2 separate regions of the Homo sapiens genome follow, and region 1 is linked to region 2. The links are chromatin loops, found by intact Hi-C in ENCODE. Cell type or tissue: PC-9. All regions are shown on one strand. Each heading gives the region's core, and the rest is flanking DNA. Links, peaks and the distances in the headings are about the cores only.

What was found. Hi-C counts contacts between places; a loop is a spot of excess contacts. Peaks named below come from ENCODE experiments on the same cell type or tissue, not always from the same donor. Only the 100,000 strongest peaks of a DNase experiment are listed, where the experiment ranks them.
Region 1: a loop joins it to region 2, with 2.8 times the contacts of the local background. A loop is called at or near these places in 33 of 110 quality-filtered maps.

What each region holds. Positions count from the first base shown.
Region 1 is chr3:56,919,092-56,927,428 of GRCh38, forward strand. It overlaps a transcript of ARHGEF3 not described here. Among named protein-coding and RNA genes, the nearest start is that of ARHGEF3-AS1, 17 kb to the right of the region's middle. In PC-9, for the core only: no CTCF peak of the experiment used is centred there; a DNase peak (open chromatin) is centred at 4,950; H3K27ac peaks cover 459 bases.
Region 2 is chr3:56,808,132-56,816,468 of GRCh38, forward strand. It overlaps a transcript of ARHGEF3 not described here. Among named protein-coding and RNA genes, the nearest start is that of ARHGEF3, 10 kb to the left of the region's middle. In PC-9, for the core only: no CTCF peak of the experiment used is centred there; DNase peaks (open chromatin) are centred at 3,320, 5,150 and 5,450; H3K4me3 peaks cover 394 bases; H3K27ac peaks cover 3,973 bases.

The DNA of each region.
Region 1 (8,337 bases), core at 15-8,014, 110 kb after region 2:
GAGAGTTTTTGTCTTAGGTCAGTTCCAGCTTTTCGGGTTCCTAAGGGGTTAATCATCCAGGGTGAGCAGACATTCTAATTTTTTCAATAGAAGCCTGAAATTCAGGGTTTTATGTAAAATCTCTCAATTTGTAAATGCTGGCAACTATTCATCACCATAAGAAGTACTGTATGGGCCACATAACACAGTTGCTGGCTACATTTGGCCCAGGGGCCACCAGTTTGCACCCTCTGGTGGTAATCCTTCCAGACATTTCCTTCTGTCTAAAAACACGAGTTGCTGGGTGTAACATCTTATTTTTTTCAAAAATAGAATGATAACATTGTTCTACCACTTGCTTCTTTTTTCATTTAACATCCAGGGCATCTTTCCCTGTCACGCACATTTTTGACCTCTTACTGCAGAGCATGCTATGGTATGGAAGGAAATTAACTCATTTAGCCACCTGCCCTGTGGACATTTAGCAAATACGAAAGATACACTTGAAATGTCACTTCTCATTGTCCATTCCTCTTACCTCTGCCAATGTTGATAACTCATGATGAAAGTGCACCTGTGTGTGGATATTAACATATCATACAGCCACAATTACTGAAACCACAGCGACTAAGGATTTTTTATGTTTTAATATGAGCACTTACCATGTATTTTCCCACGTGATCCTCACAACAGTCCCAAAGTAGGCCTTATTATTATCTTTCTTTTTGCAGATTTAAAAAAACTGAGACTCAAAAAGGTGGTGTACGCCTACCCATGGCACGTGGCCTAGAGGTGGTGAGGTTGGTCAGGAGTGGGGCCTAGCAAGCTTACTTCAGAGCTCCTGCTACAAGCATACAGCCCTCAGAAGACACAGCGAGAAACCTGCTCTGGGATATTCAAGAATCTGACATATTAGAGCACAAACCACTAGAGAAGGATCGCTAACAATGGGACAATTCACTTGCCTCTTGGAATGAAAAGCCTCATTTTAAAGCCCTTCTTCATACTCATCCAACATAAATTCTACATAGATTGGAGAGAAATGTTAAAAGGGGGAAAAAAACCTACAAAATTCTGGGGGCATAGGTTTTCAGGGTATGGTATTTTTCTTTCAGTATATAGAGTTGAATCATATATTTATACACAGGAAACTACCTATAGGGTGCCTACGATGCAAAGATGAACCCTGTTTTCCCACAGCTGGTTAAATAACCAAACTGGTAACAACCCCTCTTGTTGGGCTCTAAAGAGATTAGCACCAAAACTGGGACCTAACTAAGGTGTCACCAAAAGTGTCATGGTATCACTAGAACCAGAACCATGTTTCCTGTGTTCTTGTTCGATATATCTGAGGGTATTTTCTGTTGAGAAGTTCCAAGCAATTTCCTTACCAAAGATATTATAAGGAACATACTCGTCAGGGTTGTGAGAATTTCATTTACATAAAATAAAATATTTAGATTTTAGCAGAATTACTTCTTCATTAAAAGTTGGCAAGCAACGATGATTCTTTCCATTTGAACTTTATCCTGGTTCCTTAATGTCTTTCTTATTTGTACTTAACAAGCCAGAAATGTCACAAAATCTTACAGTTGGAAAGGGAATTTCAAGGTCTTTAAACATACCCCATTTGATACTTCAAATTTTAAAATTCCACAAACTGAATTTAAAAATAGGTAGTAAAAAAATCTCATGGCCAAGGCCGGGCACGATGGCTCATGCCTGTAATCCCAGCACTTTGGGAGGCCGAGGCGGGCAGATCACGAGGTCAGGAGATCAAGATCATCCTGGCTAACGTGGTGAAACCCTGTCTCTACTAAAAATACAAAAAAAAATTAGCCAGGCGTGGTGGCGGGCACCTGTAGTCCCAGCTACTCAGGAGGCTGAGGCAGGAGAATGATGTGAACCTGGGAGGCGGAGCTTGCAGTGAGCCGAGATTGCACCACTGCACTCCAGCCTGGGTGACAGAGCGAGACTCCATCTCAAAAAAAAAAAAAAAAAAAAAAACTCATGGGCCAGTGCAGTGGCTCACACCTGTAATCCCAGTGGTTAGGGAGGCAGAGACATGAGGATGGCTTGAGCCCGGGAGTTCAAGACCTGCCTGGACAACATGGTGAGACCCTATTCTCCATAAAAAGAAAAAAAAAAAGACCAAAAAAAAAAAGGTTGGAAAAAATCTCAAATGGGATGGTAGCCGTGACCAAATTAAAATAATATATTGCACACTGGCTTACCCAAGGTTCCAACATCATAAGATTATTAGTTCTCAGATCTTAGGTTTCTAAGACTGTTGTCAAATTTAGGTAAGACTAAGGAAAAACAAAAATTCAAAAACAAATTCAGGTAACACTAAGGAAAAACAAAATTTGGGTGTTACTAGGTTATCAGGGAGGCATAAAGCACAGCAAGCCAGTGAGAAATAAAAAGAATATCAAATTAGAGCCTGAGAGTTGCTCACAGTCATGCACTTTTATTGAATGTCTTTATCTACTCCTCAAAGCTGGAAGGGTGGTTAATCCAAGTAAAACCTGAACAATTCCTCTGCCTGCTTCACCATGAACTCTAGACAAATGGAGCAGCGGTGTCCAGACACTTTCCCAGGCCAAGGCCTATTGGACTCAAGGTGGTTCAACTCAAGAGACTGTGAACATTTGAAAATGTTGATGCTCTTGGAGAGCCCTGCTTAGTATCCCAGCTCAACAAGATTATAAAATGATGAGAAGAATGTGGGAGCAGACCTGGCTGCTCAAGGTCAAGAATGAATAAATAGAAAAGTCTTCATCTATGGTTTCAACACAGGAACTAAAAATAAATGATGCTGGAACATGGAAGTCTCAACGATTGCTAGTCATGGCTAATCTTGAGTGCTTATCTTACTGGTTTTGTTACAAGCAATCGCCTGAGCTCTGTCTTTATTCTCTCTAAACAAATCTGAACTTTTATAACCAGATTCCTCACATTATTTTGGCAACTGATACATGGGCAGCTATTTTTAAAAGTGAATGCAAAAAAAAAAAAGGAAAGCTGATGTATGCTGTGAAGCAGCCACCGGCCTGGCCGCTGCGGTTCTGCCTCCTTGACTAACACAAGAAGCAAGGGCCACCTGAAGAATTTCTGCATGAAGCACACAGGGGCCGCTTGCAAATAAGCTCATCCAGTTTATTTCTTAGAAACATAAACACCCTGGGTGCAGCTTTTTCAAGAAACTGTCAAGTCTCCTTCCTTACACTGTCAGTTAAAAGTGAAACTCCTGTCTGTGGGTTACTGACCTCTGCACAATTTTTAGGAAGAAAAAAAAGTTTAAAAACTGATTAGCTGATATCTATCAGCCAAAGGGCTTCCTTACTTGGAAATGAGACTTACTATTTGGCATTGCACTGTCAAAGTTGGTTGGAAGTGGAAAATCTGAATATGGGGGTGGGAGGGAGGGGTATTTCTGACACTTACATGAATACTCAGGAGGATTTTTAAAAGTAATCTGCCTAGATCAAAAAACAATGCTTGACACACCGAATTTCCAAGTTAAAAATATATAACAAAAGCAAGAATCATTCTTATTAAAAAGTTTCTCACCATTATTTTGACTTCAGATAACTCTTTAGGGATAATTTCTGGGAAAAACCATCTGGCTGGAATAGTTAACAATAAATTAATATTTGGGCTCTGTGATTTTTGGCTCTGCCATTTACTAGTTGAATGACCTGGTAAGTCACTCTTAATTTCCTTGATCTTTAGTTTCCTTATCTGTAAAACAGGAATGACTCCTTTATCCCTAGCAGGTTGCAGGGAGGATGGTAGGATACTAACTGACATATGTATTTAAAAGCAGAACAGCCTGGGTGCAGTGGCTCACGCCTGTAATCCCAACACTTTGGGAAGCGTAGGCGGAAGGATCAGCTGAGGTCAGGAGTTCAAGACCAGCTTGGCCAAAATGGCAAAACCCCATCTCTACTAAATATATATATATATATATATATATATATATATATATATATATATATATATAAATTAGTTGGGCATGGTGGCGTGTGCCTATAATACCAGCTACTCGGGAAGCTGGGACAGGAGAATCACTTGAACCCAGGAGGCAGAGGTTGCAGTGAGCCAAGATCGTGCCACTCCAGCCTGGGCAACAGAGCAAGACTCCGTCTCAAAAAAAGAAGCAGAACAATGGATGATGGGAACTTTGGGCCATCATACTATTGTTTCTATTTTTGTATAGGTTTTAATTTTTCCATAATAAAATATTTTTTAAAAGACAAAGGCACAGTAATAATTTATTTTTTTTCAAACAGAAGAGGAAATTTTTTGGTGTAACGATGGAAACTGGTTCAAATTTTCCTCCTAGCAAATTGAAAAGCAGTACCAAATCTGAAATCCAGAGTTTGATTTTTCTATCCTGATTTGACTGTCAACTGGGCATCTAAGAAAAAGGTAATAGAAACTAGCAGTTTCCCATTTCCCTTCTTCCTTCCAATAGAGAAAAAAAATGAGAGCATAGTTAAAACTTAAGTCATATTTATTTTTTTAATCTTACAATGCTGACTTCCCTGAAATCCCTGTATCCATCTAGAAAGTTCAAGACTTTTATGAAAATACCCCCAAGAAACCAAGAGATTTAAAAGCATGTGTGTCCCATGACTCAGAGTGTTCATTCTGCCTAAACACCAGTGAAAGTGGTTTTTTGTTTTGTTATGTTTTGGGTGTGTTCATGTGTACATGAAGAATTGGTATTGCCACTTTTTCTCCCTTAATTCAGAATCAGAAAGGAATCACCAAAACACTGGAAAATAGCAAACCAAATGAGACAGGTGGAAAGGGCTTCCAACTCTCACCCAAGGTAACTGGTCCTGGTTGGAAGCTCAGCACCTCCTCCCAGTTAGGGCTCTGCCCTGGAGGCTGTCCCTTTAAGTCAGACTTCCTGGTAAGGCTGAGAGATTTCCGCATGCAGCTTCCTGGAGACCGTATAAGATAAACAATAAACTTTGCAACAAAATCATGGACAATAAGCCCCACGTGGCTGTAACAAGAAGCAATTATAAGCATTGACAATGGCTAGGGCATTTCCAACAGGAATGCAAGTCTGTGATAAACAGGGGAGAAACATGCTACCCCACACCTGCACAAACTAAATGATGTGTAAAAAATAGTTCCTAGCCTCTCATCACATTGAGAACTAGTTGCTTCCAAATTCAGCACTCTTTTTAAAAAAATCATTGTCTAAGAGGAAAGCAGTCAGGCCTTTCTTAAAGCACCACTGCCTATTAGATGAAAGCTGCTGAGGCCCAGCGACACTACGTGTTCCTTACTCCATGAGTCTCTGTGTTACAGGAAAGGGGTCCTGATCCAGACCCCAAGATAGGGTTCTGGGATCTCATGCAAGAAAGAATTCAGGGCAAGTCCAGAGAGTAAAGTGAAAGCAAGTTTATTAGGAAAGTAAAGGAATAAAAGAATGGCTACTCCATAGACGGTTGCCCATTTTTACAGTTATTTCTTGATTATATGTTAAACAAGAGGTGGATGATTCATGCCTCCCCTTTATAGAACATATAGGGTAACTTCCTGACGTTGCCAAGGCGTTTGTAAACTGTCATGGCACTGGTGGGAGTGTAGCAGTGAGAATGACCAGAGGTCACTCTCGTTGCCATCTTGGTTTTGGTGGGATTTAGCCAGATTCTTTACTGCAACCTGTTTTATCAGCAAGGTCTTTATGACCTGTATCTTGTGCTGACCTCCTATCTCATCTTGTGACTTAGAATGCCTTAACTGTCTGGGAATGCAGCCCAGTAGGTCTCAGCCTCATGCTACCCAGCTCCTATTCAAGATGGAGTTGCTCTTGTTCACATGCCTCTGACATAAGGGTCACCCTTTGAGTCTCCTGCAGCTGAACCCCCTACCTGGCTAGCTTTGGGGAATTCCCCAACTCAGGAACCAGAGCCCACATTCTACCAGAGGAGATGAGAGTGCCATACACTTGCTTCCCAGCCTCCCTTGCAGCCACAGCATGAGAACATGAGCAGGCTCAGCCAATCATGTGCTGGGATGCAAAGCGGCAGGGCCGCTGCAGACCCCATTCTGCGAGGGTGGTGGCAGCTTGCAGAGGCAGAGTAAGGGTAGACTGGGTAGCCACAGCCTACAACCAGCATTGGTGGTGCAAGCCATGGCGTCTACACCTACCCAGCAGTGGTAGCAATAGTGTCTTTACAATAACTGTTTGGTGGTATAATTTGGAGTTGTCCCTGTTTCCCTGGTCCTTCCGAAATTCTCTGAGCTACCCTAGACACTGTAATAAATTCATTTTCTGCTTAACTCAGCTGTGTCATCACTCAAGTTCAGCTCACAGGAGGCTTCCCTGACCAGGCTGTCTATAGGACCATGCCTTATACCCCACCATCGTTATTCTCTATCATGATACCCTACTGATTTCCTTCCCACTACTTATCACATCCTGTAACCAATCCACTTCATTATTAACAACAATACGAACCACCATTGACTGGGGGCTTGCTATGTGTCAGATGGTAGGCTAAGCTAATTTAATTCTATGACCACCCTATGAGATAAGTACTTTTATTATCCCTAGTTTATAGATGAGGAAAGAGGCTCAGAAGGGTTAAAAAAAGTTGTCCAATGTGCCAAGCTTGGCAGTAATGGAATAAGGACTGGAGTCTAGGCCTGCAGCACAGGTTCTTACCACAATACTCATTCAGGCAGTGACTGAATACACACTGGCCACAGTGCAGGCACCAAAGCCACAGGACAGCCTGGCTCTCATGGAGCCTGGAGGCTGGTGGTCCAATCTCCCACCTGGTATTCTACCCATCACCCAAAAACCCTTCTTGGGGAAGAAATGCAGACTGACATGTGTAAAGATGAGACCAGCTTCCTTTGTTCAACAGAAATGTGCCCAGCTCTGTGTTCAAAGCATCAGGCATGCAAAAATACCTCAGAAGCTCACAGGCCAGAGGAGACGCAGACCTGTACACAATGCTCACTGCTCAACCTGCTGGTTCCCACAGCCTCGAAGCACTAGGCTGCAGAGGAAGAAGCCAGGGACCATTCTCAGGGTCTCCCCAATGACAGTGCCATTCCAGCTGGTTGTCAGTGATGTATAGGAGTTGCCAGGCTGAGGAGAGGGGGGTCAGCGCAAAGGTGAGAAGTGGGAACAGCAAAGTTCATTCAGGAGGCGAGGAGACAGTCAAGGGGTCTATGGAAGGGACAGGATGCGAAGGCCAGGGATGAGATGCTTGGAGCCAAGGAAGGAGTTCCAACTCCACCCTGCAGGAAATGGGGAACCAGGGCAAGTTTCTCAGCCAGAACAGCTGCATGACCAGATAGAAATTCTTTTTGTCAAGAACAGTGGCCATGGCCATAGAATACAGTACTAGTCAGATGCTTTTCCTATGTATTTTTAAAGTACACAAACATAAATATATTTGCTGAAAGCCAGGAATTGTAATAACAAGAAGTTCCATTTCTATGCTTTCCAACTCCCTCTCCTGGCTGAGTAAGAAGTGAAATAAGTCTGCCCTTCCAACAGAAGGAGTTAAACACAGCCATTCCCTCCTGTAATGTGAAATTACACAGAGCTCTCACATGGATAATTTATGGAGAAAACAAGGAATTCCCCAGCTACTTGATTTTACAACTCCAATCACCCAGATTCCCCCAGTGTGATAACAAGAACCTCACCTCTGGGTTGTGTCATCATTAAAATGAAAAGCTGATTTTTATTTTTTAAAAGAATGTGTGTGGTTGAGCCACAAAGAGCCTCCTGGGTTGGATGAATACCCCGGGAGGGGTGGGAGGAGTCCCCAGAATGACCCTTTGAGGCTGAGAGGGACTCATACTTAGTAACAGGCCCCAGGGAATGCTGTGTTAAGTGTGCAGCCCCAGAGGTCTGGAAATGCCAAGCCAGCCGGGGTGGTGAGGGCATAGCAACCAGAACACAGACCAGAAATAAAGGAAGGCAGTTTAGCACAGAAGTGAGGAATAGGAGTTCTAAGCCAGATAACCTGGGTTCAAATCCCAGTGCTGTCACTTAATGCGTGACCCCTGATCATTTACTTAACTTCCCTGTGCCTCTGTTTCCTCCTCTGGTAAATGGGAACAGTAAGAGGACCCACTGCAAAAAGTTCTTGTGAGAATCAAATAAGTCAAATATGTATCATTGAGCATAGTGCCTGGCACATAGTAAGTAACAATTGCAGTTTCCTAGAGACTATAAGATAAACAAGTAATTTTGCAGCAACATGACGGATAATAAGCCCCCATGTGGCACAACAAAAAGCAATTATAAGTGCTGACAATGGCTAGGGCATTTCCAATAGCAATGCAAATCTGTGTAAATAGCTGTTG
Region 2 (8,337 bases), core at 90-8,089:
AAAAAAAAAGTATCCCCGGATAGTCTAAAGCTGGAAGGCTTAATTCTTGCATTTTCTTTAAGGTCTCATTTTCTGAAAAACTGGTTAAAGGAGAGTATCTCTCTCTCCCAGCTGAGCTAATCCTGTGGATTATCAGCTATAAAGCAAAAAAAATAGTAATAATAAATTAGCCAGTCACAGTGGCTCACGCCTGTAATCCCAGCACTTTGGGATGACGAAGCAGGAGGATTGCTTGAGCGCAGGCGTTCGAGACCAGCCTGAACAACATAATGAGATCCCCATCTCTACAAAAAAAGAAATATCCGAAAAGTAGCTGGGCGTAGTAGCATGTGCCTATGGTCCCAGCTACTTAGGAGGCTGAGGTGGGAGGATCCCTTGAGCTCAGGAGGTCGAGGTTGCAGTGAGCCATAATCATGCCAGTGCACTCCAGCCTAGGCAACAGAGTGAGAACCTGTCTCAAAATAATTAATTAATTAAAATAAAAATAAAAAATTAGCTATGAAATTAGCAAATTTTTTTGTTTTTTCAAAAAAATAATAATATTGAAGTGTTTTGCCCTGAAACATCATAAACATTTGCTAGCCTCTGGTTCATAAGAGCAATACTTCTCAACCAATGGTGATTTTACCTCCCAGCAGATATTTGGCACTGTCTGGATGTATTTTTGATTGATTGTCAGTGGACAAGGCCAGGGTGCCATTGGCATCTAATAGGTAAAGGCCAGGGATGCTGTTAACACTTATGATACACAGAACAGCTTCCCATAACAAAGAATTAGCAGGTCCAAAATGCCAATAGTGCCACTATTGAGAAACGCTGTGGTAAAGAGAGAGTGGTCCTGAAATATGGTATTGGAGCCAAGGGAATCTGTGGGTATTGACCTCAAGGTATTTTCACTTCAGACTTTGATCATTGATTAGTATCAAATATCAGCTTAGGCTTGGTGGGGCAAAGAAGAAATGCTTGAGTGCCAAGAAACCCCAGAACAGGGCAATGAATCAAGTCTTCCCTGATGCCCAAACCTGACCGTTGGCTGAATAACAAATTCCATAAAACACAAGACAGACAAAAGAATAAAGAGGAATATAGGAGTAAGGGAGTGAGGGGACAGAAAACTGTCTTAAACTGCTTCAGGTACACAAATATACTTTAAAACACCAGTGAAAATTAAAATTTCAATGAAATATAATAAAGAAGAAACCAGGGAAGAGGGAATTTTTTTCAAGTCTTATTCTTCCCCAGGACAACCTTTGCCACTATATTTGTTTTGGGGGGCAGAAATGCAAACTCAGTGATTAAATGAAAACCCTAAGGGGTTTAATTTACTATTTTCTTGATATATGGTGTTTCTGGATGCACAGTTTGTATAAACAAAAACCTGTCTCACTGAAGATTTTGCAGTAAGAAACCTGACCTTCTCCAATTTGAACTTATAACTATCAGCAGGCTTGTTCTGCCCACAGAAGTAATAAAACATTTTCTGTGTACTACTAGAGTGTCTTTGAATTTTCTGGAGAGTCTGCCTTTGAGAGTATTTCATATTTGGGGGTTAAGGATTCAATAAATATGTTATATTTAATTTTTAAAATATTTTTTACTTTACTTTTTTTTTTTCCTTTGTGACAGAGTCTCACTTTGTCACCCAGGCTGGAGTGCAGTGGTGCAATCTCGGTTCAGTGCAACCTCCACCTCCCAGGTTCAAGCGATTCTCCTGCCTCAGACTCCTGAGTAGCTGGGATTACAGATGTGCACCACCATGCCTGGCTAATTTTTGTATTTTTAGGAAAGACTGGGTTTCACCATGTGGGTCAGGCTGGTCTCGAACTCCTGGCCTCATGTCATCCACCTGCCTCGACCTCCCAAAGGGATTACAGACGTCAGCCACCGTGCCTGGCCATATATTTATTTAGTTATTTATTCCCCTCAGACTACAACTAAGGTATTCCTTTATGTGGGTTTCGTATAGTAACCATTATTCAGAGAAATTAGAACCTAAAATGTATACATTCCAGCTTTGGATATTAGAGGTGTTTTCTCCTCCATCAACTACAAACTCAGTAATCAAAGTACCGTATTTTGTCGAACCTAAGACTGTAATATGTGCTATTATTTTATGTACTCTCTAAAATAGGCTGGGTGTGGTGGCTTACCCCTGTCATCTCAGCACTTTGGGAAGCTGAGGCGGGCAGATCATTTGAGCCCAGGAGTTGGAGACCAGCCTGGGCAACATGCTGAAACCCTGTCGCTACAAAAAATAGACAAAGTAACTGGCATGGTGGCACACATCTGTAGTCCCAGCTACTCGGGAGGCTTGAACCCAGGAAGCAGAGGTTGCAGTGAGCTTGAGACTATACCACTGCACTCCGGCCTGGGTGACAGAGAGAGACTGAGTCTCAAAAACAAAAAGAAAAGAAAAGAAAAGAAAAATATTGTCAATTAAATTATATGATCAATTGTAAGACCCTTGGCAATTCAAGAGAAGTTAACATGTGGAGGAAAATGTGTAAAATAACAAAATATGGCAGTATTCATATCATCTGGCCTGAATTTGAAAACCCATACATTTATAGAGAAATGACTTCTGAGGAGTCAGGGACACTCCCAGAGACCACCTGCTGTGAAATTGACTAAGAAGCTTATCAAATCCATATATATCCCTAAGGCCCACTTTGGGTCCAATGAATTGGAATCTTTGGCAGCAGACCCAGAAATCTGTAAAATACCCTCAAAAAGCACTGTTCGAGTAACATACATAGTGTTATGAATCAGAATGATCAGCAAGCCCAATAATGATCCCCCAGCCACAGGCTAGAAATGCTCTGACCACAAATCTTCAGTCCTGAGGTGCACAGGGGGTAATTAGCCCAATGGCTGTAGCATCAAAACCCAGAATGGGAATAAGGAGCCTCTTAATTTGTTCATCCAAACAAACGTGCACTGAGGAACTACTGTGTGCCACACCATGCTATATACAGATGGGTGCCTCAAGGATATGATGAAAAATTGACAAATCTATACTCCGAGTAAACTACCAAGTAAGCCACCCACTAGGAGATGTGTTCTGGCTCTTGGGACTTGATTTACAATCTGGTATCCAAGGTTCCAATTTAAAACATGCTTATCTTCATAGCCAGAGGGCATGACAGCATTTACGTTTTTAAAAAATTAGCTGTAGAGCAGAGAATGGGAGGAGGGCACTTGGCTTGAGATGTTTACTTGAAAAAAGACCTAGGGCTGGGGCTGGGGCAGATGGTGGGGGTGGGGGCATGGGCAGAAGACTTTAATTACAGAACAAGTTCAACTAGTAGAAACAGGTTCGGGGACTCCTGGCAAATATGTGTCTCATCTGGTGGGAGTGGAAACTGGCTGGCGTATGCTAGAAGCAGCATATTAGCTGAAAGTGTTCTGTGTGCTGTGGGTATTAGACACGCTTCACAAAGGGGCTAGTTGGTGTGGGTTAACTGAATGCTTTGGTTAAGTGGGAGCTGAATTAAGACAGTTTCTGCTTTACTTGATTTTTTTTCCATCTCAGAGCCAAAACCAAGCTCAGCAAACATAGTTCGCATGTGCCCACAATTCTGATTAAACCAAAAGCCTTGGCAATAGAGGACTGAACAGAAGCACTTAGTCACTAGTTCCCCAGATTTTATCATTGCACTATCATTTGATTCTTCAACTCTAGCATTAATAAGTACAACCAACTGATAGCTGTGCCTAGCTAATTCCTCTCATTCAAGGTTGTCTGTGACCCCCAGGCAAGGGTAATCCTTGTTTTGTGCCCTCAAGGTGCCAAGTACCTCTTCTTCCCCAGTAGTCAGCCTGCTCATATTGACTGATTTTATGTCTGTCTCCACTGCCTGGCTGCAAGCTACAAGGGGACAGGGACCATATCTATCTTGCTCATCACAGTAGCCCCAGCTCCTCCTATTACGCTGGCACATAGCAGACTCTCAGCTCATATTTGTTGAAATGAAAATTAAATTGAAATGGGGCTAATCAAAGAACACGTCACGGAGGAAGCAAATCCAGAGAAGATTTTTGCAAGGAGGAATACACCATATTTAAAACTTCTGAGATGGGACCAAAAAATAATATGCAGAATACTATAGTGGGCTGTTTGAAATTTTGAAAGGTAATTCAAATAGGCCCCTAATTTTAATGTTTAGCTTCTTGAAGAGTCCAAACCACTTTGAGAAACGGCTCCTACAGTGTTAGACTGTGGGGGCCTCTCAGATATGATAGAGCTTTCAGTTCCTTCCAGCTGTTTACACACTAATTCCTGAACAAGGTGGACTTGCCAGGAAGGCTGAAACTAGTGACAAAGGGACATCAAATAGCTTATTTTCAAAGACACTGTGCAACATGCTCATCTGCCCTTTTCCTTCCCTTTAAAGGTTATTTCTTTCATTCCCTTCTCTAGGTTTTTGATTCCAGGTTAAACTCTACAAAAATGTTTTTTTCCTCTTAACTTGCCATGCTCACACCTAATGCCATTTGTATCAAAACTCTGTTTTCTTGAGGTGGGCCCCAAGGGGCTGACTTTTAAGGGAGGGGGCAGATTTTGCCTGATGTTTCTGCAAGATTAAACATGGTGCTTATCTGAAGTTCAAGGCTGATGATAAATTATAGACTCAAGAACTTTTTATTCAAAGAAGCCAAAGGAAGAAGGAAACTTCTCTGCTAGCTGCTCCACCAAAGGGGAGTCATGTTCTCCCCTCCTAGAGCCTTACAAGAGATAATTTTGAGAGCTCATTCTGGTTTAGAGACAATACATGGTGAACAAAGCTCATCTGTCATTGAGTGGGAGGTAGGGAGGAAAGAAGGTAAGAGAGAATTAAAATTGTAAAGCCAACATCATGTGGATTCCTCCTTGAACTTTAATAACCCAGTGCTGCCTGCAGGCTCAGAAAAACCAAATGCAATGGGTAGGTACAAGGATTGCTCTGGTGCCAGGAAAATGCAATAAGACATAACTTTTATAAGGTAGGCAATGAAAGAGTGCCCTGCAGGAACAAAACAGGCTTTTAACATCTCCAAAGTTGGCAGCCAGATGCCTGAAACATTGGTTTAGTGCATCCAAAACACACAACAGATAGAACCACTTTCTTTAAGATGAAGTCATCTTCCAGGAGAAACAATAGCTGGGAAGGCTGGGTTTTTATGATTCATGGGAGGAGGAGAATTTGATCTGTATTTTCTTTGCCACAGTCTATCCCATTTTAATGCATGTTAGAGGTTTTCCACATGTTAGGCAAATTTTCTAGAATGTTTTGAAAGGGAAAAAATTCTGCAGACTGCCTCAGTTACTGAAAGAGTTCTCTTTCTCCCCTGGCTGGGGAGGGATCCAGTTCTGTCTCACCGTGTTATCGAAAAGATCTGAAACTACAACTCTTCATTTGGATTCTGCTGTTATGAAATGCAGTTTGGGGTATCTTGTTACACTTTACTCCCAGAAGTGTTAAAGGAAGTGCCTGTCATCAAAATTCAAAAATAAATATAAAAATGATGCTGGCAGAGCTCAAAAACTAAAAGGATCAGCATTTTGCTTCAGTTTCCTGTTCATAAAACTTTATAAAAACAACCCACCCATTTAAAAAAAACCTGTAACAATAGTTCACTATTCTTTTCCTAAATGCTTGCCTCATGCCACTCTGAAATTAGGTGCCATCACGTTTCCTGAGTTATGGGCCCCAAACACCACATCCTTTTCCTCCCTCCCACACCCCCACCCCACCTGGCATCATTCCTGAATTTAGATGCTTCTCCAGTTTCTGAGCTCAGTAGACAGATGCCAACATTCTCCCTCCTACCTGTCCTGAAGTGGCCAAGCATCTGTACCAGCTGGAAGCAGGAATAATTGAGGCTTCCTTCCCCCAAATTAATTCTCACTTCCTAGAGAAGCTTTTAATATGGAAGGTTAAATTATAAAGTGAAGAGCTAGTAAACTGAAAAAGAATAAGATATTTCCCTCCCACTCTGCCTTTACAGCAAAATTTTCTTTGTGGAATACTCAACACTCTGTCCTTCTTTCTGGAAGAACATAGAATACAAGCTCTAGAACAAGCTTTTCCAACCCATGGCCCACAGGCTGCATGCATCCCAGGATGGCTTTGAATGTGGCCCAACATAAATTTGTAAACTTTCGTAAAACGTTATGAGACTTTTTTTTGCGATTTTTTTTAAGCTCATCAGCTATTGTTAGTGTTAGTGTATTTTATGTGTGGCCCAAGACAATTCTTCTTCCACTGTGGCCCACGGAAGCCAAAAGATTGGACACCTCTGCTTTAGAATGAGAAGCCTGGGTTCAAATACCAAGTTTTCACTTGCCAACTATATGACTTTGGACAGTTTACTTAATGATGACAAACATCAGTTTAAGCATCTATAAAATGGGGATATGAGAGTTTCAAGGTTTTAATGAGTTAAAAACACATGAATAATCCAATAAGATAATATGTATGTCAGATTTCTAAGCATACAGTTAGCACGTCATGCTATTATTAACCCTTCCGGTAAATAAATCATCCTTCTCCCTTTTTTTTTAAATGAATTAAGGAAAAAAGGTGGAATTTGGAGAACTTTTCCAACACTCCTTGCTTCCAAAGACATTAATTCTTTGATTTAATCTTATAATTTCAAAAAAGGATATGACTGTTGCACATATATAAAAGAAGCAGCAGAGTGAAGAGTGAACTGACCTAAATTAGAAGACATGGGCCAGGTGCAGTGGCTTACACCTATAATCCCAACACTTTGGGAGGCCAAGGTGGGAGGATCACTAGAGCCCAGGAGTCTGAGACTAGCCTGGGCCACAAAGTAAGACCTCATCTCTACAATAATAATAACAATTATTATTATAACAATTAGCCAGGCACAGTGGCATATGCCTATGGTGACAGCTACTCAGGAGGCTGAGGCAGGGTGATTGCTTGAGCCTAAGAGTTTGAGGCTGCAGTGAGCTATGATCGTGCCACTGCATTCCAGCTTGGGCAACAGAGCGAGACCCCACCTCTAAAAAAATTAAAAAAAAAAAAAAAAGAAGACATGGTATACAATCTGGCCCTACCATTAAGTCTGTGGTCTTGGGCAAGTCAAGTGATCTCTCTGAGACATAGATTCTTGAACCATATAACAAGGTGATTTAAACATAAATGTGTATGCTTCTGTGATTCTATTAAACAGCAAAGACTGAAGTGTATATGGAGTATTATCTTGATTTTATGCTATTTAATTTCAGGAAAGCTTTCAAATAAAAATTCATATCTTATGTACTGATGAAAGCACCCTGTCTAAAATTAGCATGTTTGGTATAGGCAGCCCACATTTTGGGTTGGTTCAGCATGGTAATATTTTATGAAGGCTCATCAGAAAATTAAGCTCAATGTACTCATTTGTCAAGAAATGCATATGCATATAGATTCTTTTAATATCAAATGGCAAAGCAAACAAGAGGTTGAAACAGAGGAAAGATCAACTATGAGAAAAGAATTACTGAGGGAAAATGGAGACAGACTACAAATGGGATAGAACTGGCCTAAAATATACCACTGTCACTTAAAAATAGGTACTCGGTTACATAGTGCCTGTGTTATCTTTACAACAGCATTTGGTTCCTACACTGTCTTCTTCCTACAGGCCTGTTATGACTATGAGAGCTATCTGTTCCTTCAGTGGACCAAGTCTTGCTGCCTTGTGGATTCTGCCCAGTCACAGCTTCCCTTCTGCCCTTCAAGGGTGGGCTGCTTGCATCTAAGTGGTAGGGCCATACCTAATTCTGTTCTGGATATAACACAGATGACTGACTGGGCTTGGTGGCTGATGTCTATAATCCCAGTACTTTGGGAAGCTGAGGCAAGAGGATCACTTGAGGCCAGAAACTCAAGACCAGGCTGACCAACATAGTGAGATCCTGTCTGTACACAAAATGTAAAAATTTAGGAGGGCATGATGGTGCATTCCTATAGTCCTAACTACTTTAGAAGCTGAGGCAAGAGGATGGCTTGAGCCCAGGAGTTGGAGGTTACAGTGAGCTATGATTGTACCACTACACTCCAGCCTGAGTGACAGAGCAAGACTCTGTCTCTAAAAAACAAAACAAAAATACACATCTAGATGGTTGCTGGCATGAGATGCTAAACCACAGGCTTCTCAAAGCTGAGGGTTCTGTGCAACCCTGGCCAAACTTCTTACCCAAAATACTTACTTACATTAATGTTGTCCATTTATAAGAATTAGAACTAAAAACAAAGATACCTTGCAGCAACTTCTAAATAGTGCCCCATAAATAACAAATAGCACTAGAATTACTTAATAAATCATAATCTTCATTATTCTCTA